Linked DNA regions of Mus musculus: all the other regions are linked to region 1. Evidence: chromatin loops called from intact Hi-C (ENCODE). Cell type or tissue: gastrocnemius. All regions are shown on one strand. Each heading gives the region's core, and the rest is flanking DNA. Links, peaks and the distances in the headings are about the cores only.

Region 1 (5,373 bases), core at 70-5,069:
AAACTGTTCTAAAAGGCCATCCACCTTTAGTTACAGTCAGGATGAGTCCAGCATGGGCTAGTGGGCATTCGTGGAGTTCCTCACCTCTCAGTGAGGCAGGAATGATAATCTCCATTTCAGAGAGGAAAAACAACGGAAATAAAAGAGCCGAGCTTAGGGTCTGAACCAAGTGTAGCTGGTTCCATCAGTGATGCCTGGTGGCTGTGGCTGTGGCTGTGGCTGTGGCTGTGGCTGTGGCTGTGGCTGTGGCTGTGGCTGGCATCCAATCAGCTAATAATTCAGAGGTGTCAAGGTTCATGCCACAACAATTGAACCGATGCCTCCCAGAAAGACAGGCTCTTTGTAACGTGTTTTCACGTTGTCTTAAGCCAGTGGTTCTCCACCTGTGTCATGAACCCGTTGGGGGCTGTATATCAGATACCCTGCAAACCAGATATTCGCAGTATAGTTCCATGGCTGTGGGGCCATTCCAGGTCACCTGGAGGTGAATGACTCAGCCCGTTCTCTTCTGCTGTGGTGGTTCCCTTCTGCACCTCATGCCCAGAAACGGAATCAGCATGACTGAGGACAGAAGGCACCGAAGCCACCAGCCAAAGTAATGTTACCTCCTTGAAACTGGTTCTCATATTTGACCTAGAAATGCCAGACTAACTAACCACAGTCTAGTCCTGAGGGCAGGGGCTAAAGGAAGGTTGTGGAAGGTCATCTGTGTGCCAAGCACCCTCCAGCAGGACCTAAGGTTCAGAATCAAAAAGTCTGCCGTGCCCTCAGAGAGAGAGCTGTGTGGGCACCGTGGCTGGAGTGTGAGGTCACAGTTTATCACAGACCAGAAGCAGAGGGGATGAGGGCTGGTATTCATGGGCATTCTCCACCACCTTTGGAGTCAGTGTGTGACCCCAGTCCACTGTATTGTGCTGCCTACATTAAAAGTGGGTCTTCCCAGGCTGCGGGGATGGCCCGGGGTGGGGGTGGGGGGTTAGGAGCACTGACTGCTCTTCCAGAAGTTCGATTCCCAGCAACCACATGGTGGCTCACAACCATCTGTAATGGGATCCGATGCCCTCTTCTGGTGTGTCTGAAGACAGCAACAGTATACTCATATACAAGGAAGGAAGGAAGGAAGGAAGGAAGGAAGGAAGGAAGGAAGGAAGGAAGAAAGAAAGAAAGAAAGAAAGAAAGAAAGAAAGAAAGAAAGAAAGAAAGAAAGAAAGAAAGAAAGAAAGAAAGAAAGAAAGATCTGAGTCTTATAAAAGATCCTTATCTCCTTATCTCATTGGTGGTATGATCTCAAAGAGGATTTGGGGATCCTGGCCCCTTTTTTAAAAAGTGAGTCTTCCCTTCTCTGTTAAACCTCTTTACACACACACACACACACACACACACACACACACGAGAATGGAGTAAAGAGTGTCTCTAGTGGGTGACCCCAGGATTCAAACCCAGGCAGTCCAACAATGAATCTGTGCTTTTAACTGACACCCATGCTGTGGGACCCAGAGTTCCTGGGGTGATTTGTTATAGCTCTGGCGTTCTCCTTCCTAGTGTCTATATACTCCCTCTGGAAAGAACATTGATAGCAGTGAACTGAACCATTCCTAAAACTTTAAAAAGAGAAAGGCTTGGACTATGGAGTTAGGCACACCCAGTTGGAACAGCTGATAGGACCATCTTTGAGCCCTGTAGCCTACAGTCAGTGTTGACTGTCAATATAACTGCACTGAGAGTCACCACAAAGCCACTCTCTGGCTTGTGTGAGGGGTTTTCCAGGCAGGTCTAACGGAGATGGTGAGATGTACCTATGATGTGGGGGCACCATCCCAAGGGCTGGGCTCACACACTGACATCTCCCTCTGCTGGGGATGAACTGTGACCAGCTGCCACATTCTCCAGCCGCCACTCCTGCACAGCCATAGGCCATACCCGCAAGCCATGAGTCAAAAATAAACCTGTATGAAATCTTAAAATTGTGCTTTTTTTTCCCCTCCTGGGCATTTGGTTTCAGCAATGAGATAATTAACTAAGATACCTCCCTGAGCACTTTCTTTGGGATTAAAATACCCCATGGGCAGCTGGAAGAGATAAAGCTCCCAGGACATGGTGTTTCAGGGTACGTTGAACTCACATCTCTGTGGCGGAGTGCACCCTCTGTGTGAAGGTGTATACAGTTGTGTGTTCGTGGTATGCAGTATAGAAGTCAAACCCCTGTATGGTTCTTGGGAGCTATCCACACTGTTTTCCCAGAATTTGCAAATTTAGCTAGGCTGGCTGGTCAGTAAACCGGAGCGGGGGGGGGGGGGGGGGGAGGGCGGGGGGGGTCCACCTGTCTCTGCCTCCAGGGCACTAAACTACAACCACCCTGGGTTTCTTTACGGGTGTTCTGGAGATCCAGATTTTGTGTTTGCATGGCAAAAGCACTTTACCCACTAAGCTATCTCCCCAGCCCACTTCTTATGGATGTTTATGGAATAAATCAATATACAGGGCTTGCATGAGGTATAGCTCCAAAGGCTATGAAGGTGATTCAACTGTCTTTCCCCCCCTATTCACACTCCATGACCTTGGATGGAAAACCTCCTTCCCGTCTCTAAAACGATCCAGCCAGCGCTGTTTAGTGGGCCCATAGAAACGCTGCCCCCGGCCAGCCTTCAAAATGGATTAAGGATTTGAGGCTCAGTTTAATACTCTACACACAAGATCAAAGAACACAGGAAAGAGCTGGCAAGCAGGGAGGGTGCAAGATGGAGCAGACCCCAAGCAACTAGCCAAGCTGCAGGGCATGGGCCCCACGTCCTGTACAGTCTGTGTCTTTAGAAATTAAAGCACACATTTCTGCTGACCCCCAGACCCAGAGCAAGCAGGAGCACGAAGGAACCTCGAGTAATTTTTCAAAACCATCAGCATGTGTTCAGCGGAAGAAAAGAGGGGTTGTTCAAGGCAGAGACACAGTCCAGCTCAACAGGGAATTTAAGGCTGAAAGCAGACAGCCGCACTGCATCCTGGAGCGGGTTTCCAACCGCAGCCTTGCCTCTGCTTCCCTCTAGTGGCCACACAGGGAATGGTCCACGGATCTTAACAGCACCACTGAGAGAGGATCACCAAGCTTCGAACCTGTAAACCACCTCCGTTACCTTCCCTCCTACAGCCGCTAGCCTGGGTGGGTCCCTTGCCCTCTGGACTCTGCTACAGTCTCCCTAGTGGCACCAATAAGATCACAAACAGCCTCCTACTGCAGGATGCTGTTCGCAGGAACTGTGCCGAGCAGTCTCGGGTCACCCAGAGTTCTTACAACTCTCTTTGGAATCAGGTAGTATCTAGTCTACAGGAGAGGAAACTGAGGCTCATAAAAGTTTAAAAGGCCAAGGCCATACGGCTACTGGGGCGGGGGGGGGGGGGGAGGATCTGTAGTTTAATCCGTTTACAAGCCGGAGCTGTGTCCTTGTACAAAGCAGCAGTGTCTCCTTGACAGTGTTGGGCGTTAACTTGGAGGCTTGACTACTAGCTAGTGGAGAGATTAGACGGTAGTGAAATTCAAGATGTGGGGCCTAGTCGAGGAAGCAATTCACTGGGGCATCCCTTAAAGAGGGTATTTCTATCTCCTGTTTCTCCCTCTCCCTCTCCCTCTCCCTCTCCCTCTCCCTCTCCCTCTCCCTCTCCCTCTCCCTCTCCCTCTCCCTCTCCCTCTCCCTCTCTGTCCCCCCCCTCACTCTCCCTCCCTCCCTCTCTCCCTCCCTCCACTGAAATAAACATTTCCTTTGAAGTTCCGGTATTCTGTTCCAGCAATGCGCAGCCAACAGAAAAGCTAAAACTCGAGGGCCAGACCTAACAGCAGGAGTTTAAGCTGATTCTGCGGCTTTTCTGAGCAGAAGCTATGCAGCAGCCTCCAGCATTGCTCCCTTCTGATCTGCAAGGCTCCACACTGCCCCAGGTGGTCTTTCTTAAAACAGAACTTCCAACTGCTTAAAGACCGGCAAGGCACTTAAGCTGACCCCCTTAGCTCAACTGTTGGCCCCTTCACAGCCAGCCCCACCACCTCCTCCCTTTAGCGAGAAATAAGCAATAAGCGGGGCTCTCTCTCGGAAACTCTCTCTGAGCGCAAAGCCTAACTGAAGGAGTGCTTTCGGGGCTGTGAGAGAGCCCCCTTAGAGCGGAGCTCACCGGAAGACACTCCCTCCTCACCTGTGGAAAAGCCCCTGCTTGGGGAGGTGAGCACTTGGGAAAGATCTGCCTGCCTGCAGCCAAAAGCCTGAGGCCACGTGACATTGCTGTCCAAGAGCTTCCAACCCCCAAAAGAGCCAACCAAACTGATTAGAAGCGGAGTCAGGGTCACACACCTGTGGATGCTGAGATGCCAACGATTTCATCAAAGGGTCCCAATGCACAAATCTCATTCTGGTTCTCCAGATCCCACGTATCAAGACTTGAGGCTGGGAGAGGAACCGGAGATCCAGGAGCCGGATGGATGAGGCCTGGGCTCCTTATATGTTTTATGATCTCTTTTGGCCAGAAAATTCTTACAGAACCACGGGTGTGTAAGTATATAAAATAGGGATACAAATCAAACACAAATTTTGTCATTTAGGGATTTTTATTTACATTTTACTATGTAGCTCTGACTGGCTTTGAACTCACAGAGATCTGCCTGCCTCTATCTCCCAAACACTGGGGTTAAAGTTGTGGACTCATGACACCCAGCAAGGAAATTTATTTTTAAAATTTTTGGTATACATGTTACCGTTTATTAAAACTAAAGCAAATTTTCATACCATGGCATTGTGTCTGTTTTCTGTGTAAAGAATAAAATACTAACAGCATATTTGAATGTGTGGGGTATTTCCATGTCTTTCAGAGTTGATAAGTATATTTTTGATTTAAAATGGTCAATAACGAGAATGCCATTTCACATACACAGTACAAAACGACAGAAGCGTATTTAGGCTGCTCCAGAAGTTGTTGGAGACTGTTCTAATTCCAAGTCAAACTTCATTTAATGACTTATTTAAATGAAACTCAACTCAACAGCAATTTTTAAAAATCAAACACCCTAACTCGGTACAACCCAAGACCCAAAGATTGCTTTGGTACTCACCTGCTGAGCCCTGTTGAGAAACACTGAAGTCTTTGTTTTCCGTAATTAAACCATTCTGTGGAAAAGCATTAAACTTACCATGTACCATCAAAGCACTGCAATTCATAACAGGCAGAAGCCCCCGGTCTGAGCTGAGGTATTTGCGGACCATTCACTCGCACTGCGTATCATGGCGGCACCCGGCCCAAAGTGCACAGTCCTGTGTTCAGAGCTGGGGCTGCAGTAACCACACTCGATGCCCCTCAGACTGTGAACTTGATTTTGACTTCATTTTTGGTCATGGTGCA
Region 2 (5,373 bases), core at 176-5,175, 120 kb before region 1:
ACTGGTCCTGATGCTGGGGAACTAGCAGGATATCGATCATAACCCACGTGAGAACTGCAGAGATAAATGAAGGTATGTGATAGGGCCATGGGAGCTTGCAAGGGAGCATATGGACCCCCAGGGGAGAAGTACTCAGGAAAGGAGAGGCGAAAGCAGAGGGTGGCGAACAGCCTGGTGTGTGGAAGGCCTACCTACTGCCCCCTGCTGTTTAAGACGTGAATAGCCACAAAGCTGAAACACCCCCCCCCCCCACCCCGTCCCGTCCCGTCCCGTCCCAAGCTAAGATCAAACCATAGATGGAGTTATTTAATCCTTGTTTTTTAGATTATTTTTCAGAAAAAAATCTTGAAATATGACTATGTTAGTCAGCTTCTATCGCTGTCACAAAACACCAAAGATCAGCTCAAAAAGGAAGAAAAAGCTGCAGGGGTGGCTCAGGGATTAAGAGCATATTGCTGCTCTTGTAGAGGACCCAGGTTCAATTCCCAGCACCCACATGGAGGCTCACAACTGCCTGTTACTCCAGTTCTGGGTCGGAGGGATGTGTACAATGCCCTTTTCTGACCTCCGTGTGTACTGCACATATGTGCACACCAAACACGCATACATATAAGCTAAGACGAATTTGTTTTGTAAAATAGGAAAGATTTATTTTAAATCAAGGTTTCCGAAGTTTCGTTCCGTGGGTGATTGGCTCTGTGGCTGTTAGACTTGATGCAGGAGTAACGCCATGGCAGAGTAGACAGAGGAAGAACTGCTTGCCACCGGTCAGCCAGAAAGCAGGGACAGAGGAAATGGACAGACTCTTACAGGATATACCTCGGGAGACTTGTCCTCCAGCTCTAAACCATCAGTGACTTACTCCGCTGGTATAGACAGAGTTCTCATGAGCCTGTTCCCTCTCAAAACCCGGTCTTTAAGCCACGCCTCCTTGGGAACCACGCCTTCCACACAGGAAGCTAGTTCAACTGCTCTCCTGCATTCGCAAAGCGTTCCATGGAGTTCCACACCGGACTGTACCGATACAACCCACTCAAACCAGGAAGGGACGCTACCACAGACAGCCCCATTTCTCCACTTCACAGCCCCTACCTGCCCCACGAAAGGAACCACCGCCTCAACGGCTAACCTCCTAGGAGCACTTGATTTGGTTTCGAATTTCATATCAGTGAAGTCACGCCAAAATTGAACTCAAGCCTCTGACTTCATTCGCTCACTATTAGAGCTAAGATTCTTTCTCATTGCTAGATTATATTCCTCTGCCCTCTTTCATGAAGGGTTCAAGCCCCTGGCGGGACGAGGGCAAGATCCACATTTCGTCTCAGGTGGAGTGGCCTGGGTCTATGGCCAATTCACTCAGCATCACTTAGGCTGTTGGTACATTGCACCCACTTCCTCCGTGAATTCTTGCTCTGCCTTAAGGGTTCAGAATTGTTATCAGCATCTCACAGGTAGGGGTGATTTGCCAATACAGTTGGAGATGGGAATGGAGTCTATGTGTGGGGGCCTTGTGTCCATTTTTATGCCAATCTCAGATGAAAACAGGCAGGCCCAGGAAGAATTAGAAGAGAGAAAGAAGAACAAAGAATGATTCCAAAAACATCATCACCCCTATTTTGCTGGACAGTAATTTTACCTATTTGCTCTCCCTTCTTGGCTCCCCTCACACCGAAAATCCTGGCAGAGATGAGCAGCCCACCCTGGTGTCATGTTGGGTGCCTATCCATTTAGATCAAGTGGATCAAGTCCCGTCTAGGCTACAGTTGTACAACTGAACCTTGGCTTATCCCTTTAGCTCCCTGGGCTCCGGGTTCTTTATCTGCTTTGGTAGTCTTCCTCTGAGCTGTGGTGAGAAGGCTGGTGGGGGATGAGGGGGAGATGGACTTAACACACAAACAAGCAAACAAAAGAAGGTCCAAGCCAGGCAGTGGTGGCCCACGCCTTTAACCCCAGCACTTGGGAGGCAGAGGCAGGCGGATTTCTGAGTTCCAGGCCAGCCTGGTCTACAGAGTGAGTTCCAGGACAGCCAGGGCTACACAGAGAAACACTGTCTCAAAAAAGAAACAAACAAACAAAACGAAAGAAGTGTCCAGCAGTACCCCCTGGGGATTCTTGGCACACAGTCGCTCATGTTCCTCCACAAGTTCTAGGACCGGTGCCCCTCATCCTGCCCAATCCAGTGCTGGGGCTCCCTCATCTCTAAGTAGTGACATTAGAATGCCTTTGCCTTTACAGCCGACAGCCAGCCCCTAGCGGGTTTCCTCTCTGCCAGAGAGCAGGTGTCCCGGGGGTTGGGTTTGCATTCCTCCCTAGGGACCTCCCTGTGTCTGGTCTCCCAGCAGCTGCTGTACTTCAGCTCAGAGCAAGCAATTAGCCCTAGAAGGAAGGGCCTTTTCTCTTCTCAAGGGTTCTCGTCTCACAGCTCGGATGCCTTTATTTTTGGAGCCCTACTCGGTGAAATGCTTCATCAACTCCACCTCCAAGCACATCCAATCCCCGCCCCACCCATCCACCCGTCCTCCCATTCACTAATTTGCCTAGCCATTCTGTGAGCATCTCCAGGTGCCGGGCTAGACACTGAAAGACCCACAGAGTCCCTGCCATTGAGTCTCTCACAGTGGGAGAGACAGACAATAAACAAGCAGATGGACAGAATAAATAGGATTACTTTGGACGGTACTCAGGACCATAGAGGATAAAGACAAAAGCTGCGGTAGACAGGGATTGTCGGTCAGCCATCTGGTTCCAGAGCAGAGGGGGAGAATTTGCAGACCAGCAGCCTGTGAAGGTGGGTCCTTTCCCGAGTTAGAATCCAAACGCAGTTACTGAAAGATAGGGTCACACACACCACAGACTCTCTGGGAAAGGCCCAGGATGCAGCGGTGCCAAGAGATCAGGCTGCTCTGGGCTGGGGCCCTTTCCCACCTTTGGTGGTTGCGTCATCCTTTTACCTGTCTTGCATCTCATGCCCCCAGCGGCAGGAATAGGAACTGCAAGAACTCTTGTTACACTGACTTCTCCACACCCATCCTTTAGGATTATTCTTCCCGGTTCTACAAGATTCTAGGCAAACTGGATCTTTTCCAGATGGTACTCCCACAAAATAGGATGAAGAACTTTCCAAGAACCAAGGCCAGACGAGCCGTACAAGTCCAATGGGCTCTGAGCTACCCCCTCAGCCGCACTCTAGGTCTCTCCTCAGACCTCCACCTCCCCTGTCTATATTCCTCGCTGGCTTGGTCTCTGTCTGTGTTGATTGCTTTTCCCTACTCTGTCCTCTGTCAGACTCATATCCTGACTTTATGCCTTATCTGGAATTCATTTCCTTCAAATAAACCGTTTTTTAAAAATATACCTTCAGCCCCGCCTGGGTGCCAGACATGGGGTTAGGAGCTTGGGTCTAATCAGAGCCAAGCAAGGCGTAGACTTCCTCAGGGGCAGATGAGTCATACTAGGTGAACCAAAGGGACCAATGTGACCAGCGTGACAAAGGGGACCCAGGAGGAGGACTGGGGAGTCTCCAGGAAGGAGACTGGACTCAGGGGATGCTTGCTGGAGAAGGTCAGATCTTGAAATATGGTCAAGCAATAAAATACAGGCTGGCTGTGGAGAGTAGGGCCCCCTCTGGGACACCAGTTGCTCGGTCCTCAACTCATTTGGCTAGAATGTAGCGAACCTCAATGTTGTTACCTCCCCTCCCTGTCTATAGTTCTCTGCTTCTGACTCACTCCCTTATAAACTCGGCTCGCTTCCACCCACAGAAGTTCTTTCAAAGACCAGGGCTTCCTTCCGAGCTGTCTTTGGTTCCCTTTGACCCATCCTTTCCTCTCAAACCTAAGTCTTTGTCTGACATCCTTTCTGCTTCCTCTCAGTATTCACCATCAGGGGCTGTAAGGAATAGGATTTAAAGACCCCCCAGTCTAGATCTGCTGACTGGACTGTCTAAGCCTGTGTCTCAGCACCTATAAACAGCCTCCTGGGGCTGTTGTGAAATCAAATAAGACAAAGGATGTGGAAATGTGTCCTGCTGTTGCTGAGGATCTTTGCTGTTAATGAGAGCTCCTTTGACTGCAAATGACAGACAGAGCACAACTACAAAAGGCTTAAAGGGAAGGCAGTCTGCCATTGCTGGGAACACACGGGTCTGCCCTCCTGTCTCCATCTGGTCTCTACTTGTGCTCCTCACTCTTTGGCCAGCTGTCTAAACCCCCTTTGTACCAGCCAGGAACCTGAGTGGAAATGGGCAGCCTGCTTCCCACAGGGCCAGTGGTATTCTGGATTGAACGCCAGCAGACTAAGCCCTAACCCCATTCCCACAGCCAGGTCCTGGTCACACTCTGTCCCCCAAGGCTGGTGATAATGTGATCTTCCAACCCAGGCCAAATAAGACCAGGTAGAAGAAGAGAAGGAAGGGAAAGTCACAGGAAGTAGAGCCAAGGGACCCTGAGGAGAGAATTGGGTTCCCTCCTTCGCAATCAGGGGTCTGCTTGGGTATCATCACCTCAAACAGGCACTCAAGCAGGGCTGTTGGTAGCGCACACCTTAAATCCCAGCACTCAGGAGGCAAAGGCAGGCAGATGGATCTGTGAGTTCAAAGCCAGCCTGGTCTACAGAGTAAGTTCCAGGACAGCCAGGGCTACCCATAGAAACCCTGTCTCAAAACAAGTGTTCACTATCCACCAAGGTTCCCGAGTGCCAGGGTGCCTCTCCTCTGCCTCTGCAGTGCTTCACCCTCTCCCACACTCTCCTGCTTAGTCCAATAGTCTACTCACCTGCATGCTGTCTTCACAGGGTTTTAAGAATAGAGAGGGACAGATCTAGCATCTGTTGTCTGTCACTGTGCTCTCAATATTGACAAATGCTAGACTCTTAGTAAATAGTGAGTGGATAGACGGACAGATGGAAGATGGTTAGATGGATGGATACAAAGGTGGATAAAGGAACGGTAGTAAGGATGATGGATGGCTGAGTGCCTCAGTAGTGAATGGATGTATAGCCGATGGCTTCCTGAGTGACAGGAAGAGAAAAGACAGAGCCAGGACAAATGCAGGAGCAATGCTTCAGGAGAAAGCCGATAAGGGCTGTTTGGAGTTTGCTGAACTTGAACTACAAGGTAGTCAACCGCTGCCACACAAGCAGGTTGTAGAGGGACCTAGAGATGGATGAGTCATACTAGGTGAAGAGGGACCTAGAGATGGGGACATGGTCCTGATGGGGGCATGGTCCTTATGGGAATATGGCCCTTATGGGGATACGGTCCTTATGGGGATATGGTCCTGGTGGGGATACGATCCTGATGGGGATATGGTCCTGATAGGGACATGGTTCTGATGGGGATATGGTCCTGATGGGGATATGACCCTTATGGGGATA
Region 3 (5,373 bases), core at 154-5,153, 200 kb before region 1:
GAGGTTAAGTTTTCATTGATGGTTCAGGAAGTACTCAATCATGCAGGAGTAACAAACTATCCATAAAACCCAAAAAGACACGTTTGTTGAATCCCCAGACCCCTGAGTTCATGCAGACCCCCATGGAGAGGCACACCCAACGCTCCAAGTCCATGTCCCCATGCCTTGTCCTGTACATCTCTCCACCTGCTGCTCAGCAGCAAGTAAGAAGCCAGTAAACATGTTTTCCTGCGTTATGTAAGCCCCATTTAACAAAGTCACCAAACCCAGGACGGTGTCCATGAAACCAGCCTGCAGCCAGTGTGTCAGGAGCTCGGGCTGCAGCAGCTACCGCCCCCTCCAAACAGACTATGTCTGTACTGAATTAAAGGAGCCTGTGGCAAGAATCTGCAGGACTGCTTGCTCAGAAAGCAGAAATCTTTATGGTTCTATTAACTAGAGACACAGAAGGGTTTTCCATGTTCCTGGGAATAAAATAAAATGGCAGAGAGGTCTTTTCTTCTCTATAGCCTTTGTCTCAGTCAACACACACCTAGGTGATTCATGGAGACTGTGAGGGTATTTGCTCAAGGTACCAGAGAGAGTGGGGAGTGGGAGAGCAGGACACTAGAGAGCAGGAAGGACCTTAATAGAGGGTATCACACAACAAGAGCGAGCAAGTCTCTCAGCTCAGCCCATCTCTCCTCAGAAAGCTGTAATAAGGACAGAGAGGCCTACCCTCCTGTCCGCCCTCCTACCCATCTTCCTGCCCATCCTCTTGCCCACCCTCCTATCCACTCTCCTGCCCAACTTCCTGTCCACCCTTCTGCCCACCCTCCTGCCCACCTTCCTGTCCACTCTCCTGCCTACCTTCCTGTCCACCCTCCTGCCCACCTTCTTCTCCACCCTCCTGCCCACCTTCCTGCCCACCCTCCTGCCTACCCTCTTGCCCATTCTCCTGCCCACCCTCCTACCCACCCTCCTGCCCACCCTCCTGTTTCACTCAACCATGTTTGCCCCCCAAGTTCCCAGCCTCCAAATACCGTTGACCCATGATCTTGGAGATTAAACCTTCTGACACATAAACCCTGGTGACAAATATCATAGAAACCTTTGTCATGTTCAAATGATCCAAAGCAAGGATCACCACACCATCCTGCACTCAGAGAGCTAGTTATACCAGGACACAAACACCAGAAGTATGGGCTGTTGGAGAGCCTGCCTACCTGCACTGGCTCAGCTCATGACTTCCGGTTATGGGGGTGGTTAGGATGTTGCTTTTCCAAGCTCTACAAAACTTAAGCTCAGAATCGCCCTTTGCTAAGAAGCCTGTGAGGCTCCTGTTCACCACACCTCAGGTCCCATCTTCGAGGACTCAGAAGAATCCCCGTACCTCCTACTGTGCCAAGCCCAAGGCTGTGCTCTCTGAGCTGCTCCCAAGAGTTGAGTGCTCCCCAGAGCACTACCCAGCATCCTGGACAGATAAGTAAAGCCCAATTCAAAGGGAGCTTCCGTGAAGGACAGAAATTACCACCTCCAGTTCCAATTACCAGCTGAGCTAATTGCAAAAGTAATTGCAATTGAAGGGTCTAATTATGAGGCTGGGCCAGAGAAGCATTTCCTCCCTTCCGCCTCTGAGTACCCGCCCGCTCCCTCCTAGGGGGCTCAGACAGGGTGGAAACCCCATCCTGAGAGAATGGGGGCCTAGCCTGTGCCCCAGGGGCCAGACTAGTAAAGCAAAGCCAGATTTCTTCCTACCCCCATAAGGAGTTTCCACCCATGAGGGGGGCCTCTTCCGTTGTCTTGTACCACCTAGCCCATTACTGGGCCACTGAGAGCCAGGAATTATGAGCACCAAGTTCTTCAATGTCAATACCCATACCTGGGTATTTCTTACCCTGTCCTTCCCTGTGGACACTGTGTGTTGTCATTGTTGGAACCCTGTCAGAATGGCCCCTCCAACTGCCTTGGGGACTGGGATCGAATGGCTCATCTGGTCCAGGATACCCAACCTCGCCCTTGGATACCCCCAAGCTCAGCTCACAGACAACCCAGAGGAGGTGTTCATAAATAAGCAGGGCACACGAGGGTCAGCTAAGGGGGTCTAGAGTCAGCAGACCTTCCTACCCAACTATAGCTCCAACCAGCAACTCCTCTCAGGAGGCTCTGCCCCTTAAGAGATCTTCTTGAGCTGCCAGTCTTGTTGCCTTGTAGAGATTCAGGGCCAAGGAAAGGCCTGGGCTCACCTGATAACAGGATTAGGGACTGTCTGTCCATAGTGCCATGGACTGGGGGACCAAGCCTTTAAACATGGGGACCTTCTATATCCAAACTACAGCATTTTCCCATTTATCTAGGGCTCCCATCATGCCCAGGACTGTGGACATCTATCTGTGGGTCTAATCATCCTTTGAGGCTGGAGCAAAGGCTGTGCCCATCCTTCATCATTTCAGCAGGGAAAATTCAGGTGTCTCAGTTGACAGTTGTAAATTAATTAGTAACAAGTGTATATACCGTGAGTAAACAAGACCTGCAACAGCTACAGTGTGTCTCGGCATGCTGAAACAGTCATTTCTCCAGAAACTAGAAGCCATGCCACTAGGCTAGGCTCCAACACACCCACGGCTACCAGCTTGAAAGTCCCAGCCAAACTGCCAGCACCCAGAGCATCAGGGCATGAGCATCCACCAGGGGGCAGAGCAGGACCATAATACCCATTTGGCTAGAGCTGGCACCACCTAAACAAGGCAGAACCACCCCAGGTGAGGGTTACAGAGTCTTAGCTACTAGGTTAGACAGAAGGAGACCAAGGCTAAGGAGACAGGCAGAGGCAGCATCAAGTCATCCTATCTACGCTGTGGGAGTTTTAAGTAAATTCTTTCCACCTGGAGTCATGGCTTCCCTAACGTGTGTGTAAGATTGTTTTTAATGTCCTTAAGAGTTTCTTGGAGACATTCATCTGCCAAACACAAGTTAGTAATGGGCTAAATCACTGTTCAATTTCTAAAAGATGCCGCGTTAATCTGACTTCGGCTTGGGAGAGGGGGAAACACCAATCCCAAAGCTCTGTTAGGAAAAGTGTTGATTAATTGACTGTTAACAATGATCTGAGCTACAACCAGAAAAAGACAACCCAGGCCATTTCTCAATCTTATATTGAAGAGAGATGAGAGGATAGTTGAGCAAGGCTTCTGAGTGCCAACTGAATTAGCCGTTAGGGGTTTCTCACCTAACAAGAGTGGAGTGCCGGCTGAGGGGTCTGCACCATTTCGTCTCTCCGCCGCCTCTCAGCAGCCCCGGGACTGTGGGGCCAGCACAGTCTATGTGTGTCCTGCGCTATGGTGCTTAGAGGAAGGCTTTGAGAAATACTGACCGTTCCACTGTCTGCCTCAGCTTCGGTCTGCATCATCAGGAAACGCTGACTGCAAGCTCTGAACACTGACTTGAGTAAAGTTAATCTATCAGGAAGCTGAGAGGAAACAAGGGGAGCCTAGAGGGTTGGATTCAGCAAGTCTGAAGCAGCCTGGGGTCGGAGGGAGGGGGTCAGGGCGCTTCTTCTCTCAGGGTAATCGCTTTGCCTCTGTGATGGACGATCTGTGATCAGCCGTGAATCTAAATGTCTGGTGTCTGCTCACACGCAACCTCGGCGGGCTAGCTTGGAGAATGCCACTCATAATGAAGAAAGAATAGGTCCTCCAGGGAGTAGGGCAAAGGATCTGAGGAACCCAGGGCCAGCCAAGGTTCATGTCACAAGCTAAATCAGCGAGTCTGCGCTGGGAATCAAGCCCCCAACACACACACACACACACACACACACACACACACATGCTTTCTGGTCCCTGAGTCTGACTCTGTATCACCAAACATGGAAAGGTGGGCCTGGGGAAGGAACAGGCAGTGTCCTTTCTTGGGGATGAGCAGAGTTCAATGAGAGGCTTGTGGAAGACCAAGTAGACTGAGTGAATGCATGGGAGGTATCGGGAGAGACAGAGCCCTCTGTGCAGAAATATGAGCCTCAGCTGTTGCTAGTCCCAGCGCTGACAACTATTTCCTGAGTGAACACTGCCAAGCCCTGGGAGTCTCCAAGTCCAGCTGTATCATCAGTAAAGATTTTCCTGGACAAGCTCACGTGCCCTCAGGCAGCTCTCTGGCCAGCAGTGCTTCCCTTACCAAGAACAGGAATGTAGCTTCCGTGGTGACAACACTCAGCTATCCTGAGCACACTCACACATGTACACACTTTCTCTAATTGCCAGGCTCTGGTGCAACAGGGGCCCTAGGCACTGCTGGTCATTAAATGGCAAGTTCCCAGAACCAGGGGAGCTGGCTTCCCAGGAGTTGATTCCCCCATTCACTAGCTGTGTGGTCCTGGGAAAGTGGTGGATGTTAAAGCTCAGAGGAATCTGCGTCCCTCGGGTCCAGCTCTCCACCGGCAGCAGACCCAGGCCACAGATTCCAGGATGAGACATCTGGAGAGAAGGTGACTCAGTGCAGCCCAATCCTGCCACTGGAGACTCAGCCAACATGTGGGTCCAGAGTTCTATTTATATCCAAAGGTGGTATTTACCAAAATCATATGTTGGTACAGAAAGAGCTTTTATGAAATTAGACCTGGGGAATATATGGGTATTCAAGCCCTATAGAAATCTCTGATATCCCCACAGACGAATTAAAAAAAAAAATTAGCCCAGAGAGGGTTTTTTGTTTTTGTTTTTGTTTTTTTTAATGACGTTCCTCCCTTTCTGCCCATATCTTGAACAGTCCTTCCCTGGGTTCAGGATGTTTTTAGACTAGCACACTATAGAGAGCACAGCACAGCACAAAGAGGTACCCAAGAGCTTTCGGGATTCACACCTCCCCAGGGGCATAGCCCCCCATCTTCCAAACTACTCTAAGAGACAGGCCATTAACTGTTCTGCAACCACACAGTGTGAGTCCCAGCTTCCCTACCTGGGATCTCCATGCCCTTTCCTCCCACTGCCCATCCCCTGGGCCAGTCCCACGTGATTTAGGTTTGTTGTTATGGCAACATTTTCACTCCCGGATGCTGTTTGCATTAATTATAGTAATGCAAGATGTGGGGATACGTGGATCCCAAGTGTTCAAAGCACTAGAACATGGCTCCTTCTTCACACGACGGTCTGTGGGCCCTGCGATCCTGATCAATGAAAGACCTCTTCACTAGGATCCTGTCAGGCCTCCATCACTGCAGACAGCTCCCCTTGAAGACAAGGGCCCTGTTTCTAACTTGTATGACGGTGGGAGACAGTGAGGAGGGGCAAGGCTCAGCACCGCCTCTTCCATCCACCAGGCCAGAGCTTTGAATGCAGCTGTGGCAGGAACTGGGAGAAGCCAGCCATCAAAAGGGATTCCCAACAATGATCTTTAGGAGCT

What was found. Peaks named below come from ENCODE experiments on the same cell type or tissue, not always from the same donor. Only the 100,000 strongest peaks of a DNase experiment are listed, where the experiment ranks them.
Region 2: a loop joins it to region 1, with 3 times the contacts of the local background. A loop is called at or near these places in 6 of 42 quality-filtered maps.
Region 3: a loop joins it to region 1, with 11 times the contacts of the local background. A loop is called at or near these places in 39 of 42 quality-filtered maps.

What each region holds. Positions count from the first base shown.
Region 1 is chr13:54,444,143-54,449,515 of GRCm38, forward strand. No RefSeq gene overlaps it. Among named protein-coding and RNA genes, the nearest start is that of Thoc3, 22 kb to the right of the region's middle. In gastrocnemius, for the core only: no CTCF peak of the experiment used is centred there; a DNase peak (open chromatin) is centred at 3,034.
Region 2 is chr13:54,320,245-54,325,617 of GRCm38, forward strand. All of the region lies in intron 2 of LOC115488208 (a long non-coding RNA gene), which reads right to left. It also overlaps a transcript of Cplx2 not described here. Among named protein-coding and RNA genes, the nearest start is that of Gm52068, 11 kb to the right of the region's middle. In gastrocnemius, for the core only: CTCF peaks have their summits at 198 (motif pointing left) and 2,980; DNase peaks (open chromatin) are centred at 2,224, 2,521, 2,940 and 4,203.
Region 3 is chr13:54,245,086-54,250,458 of GRCm38, forward strand. No RefSeq gene overlaps it. Among named protein-coding and RNA genes, the nearest start is that of Gm16578, 25 kb to the left of the region's middle. In gastrocnemius, for the core only: a CTCF peak has its summit at 2,666 (motif pointing right); DNase peaks (open chromatin) are centred at 2,656, 4,072 and 4,264.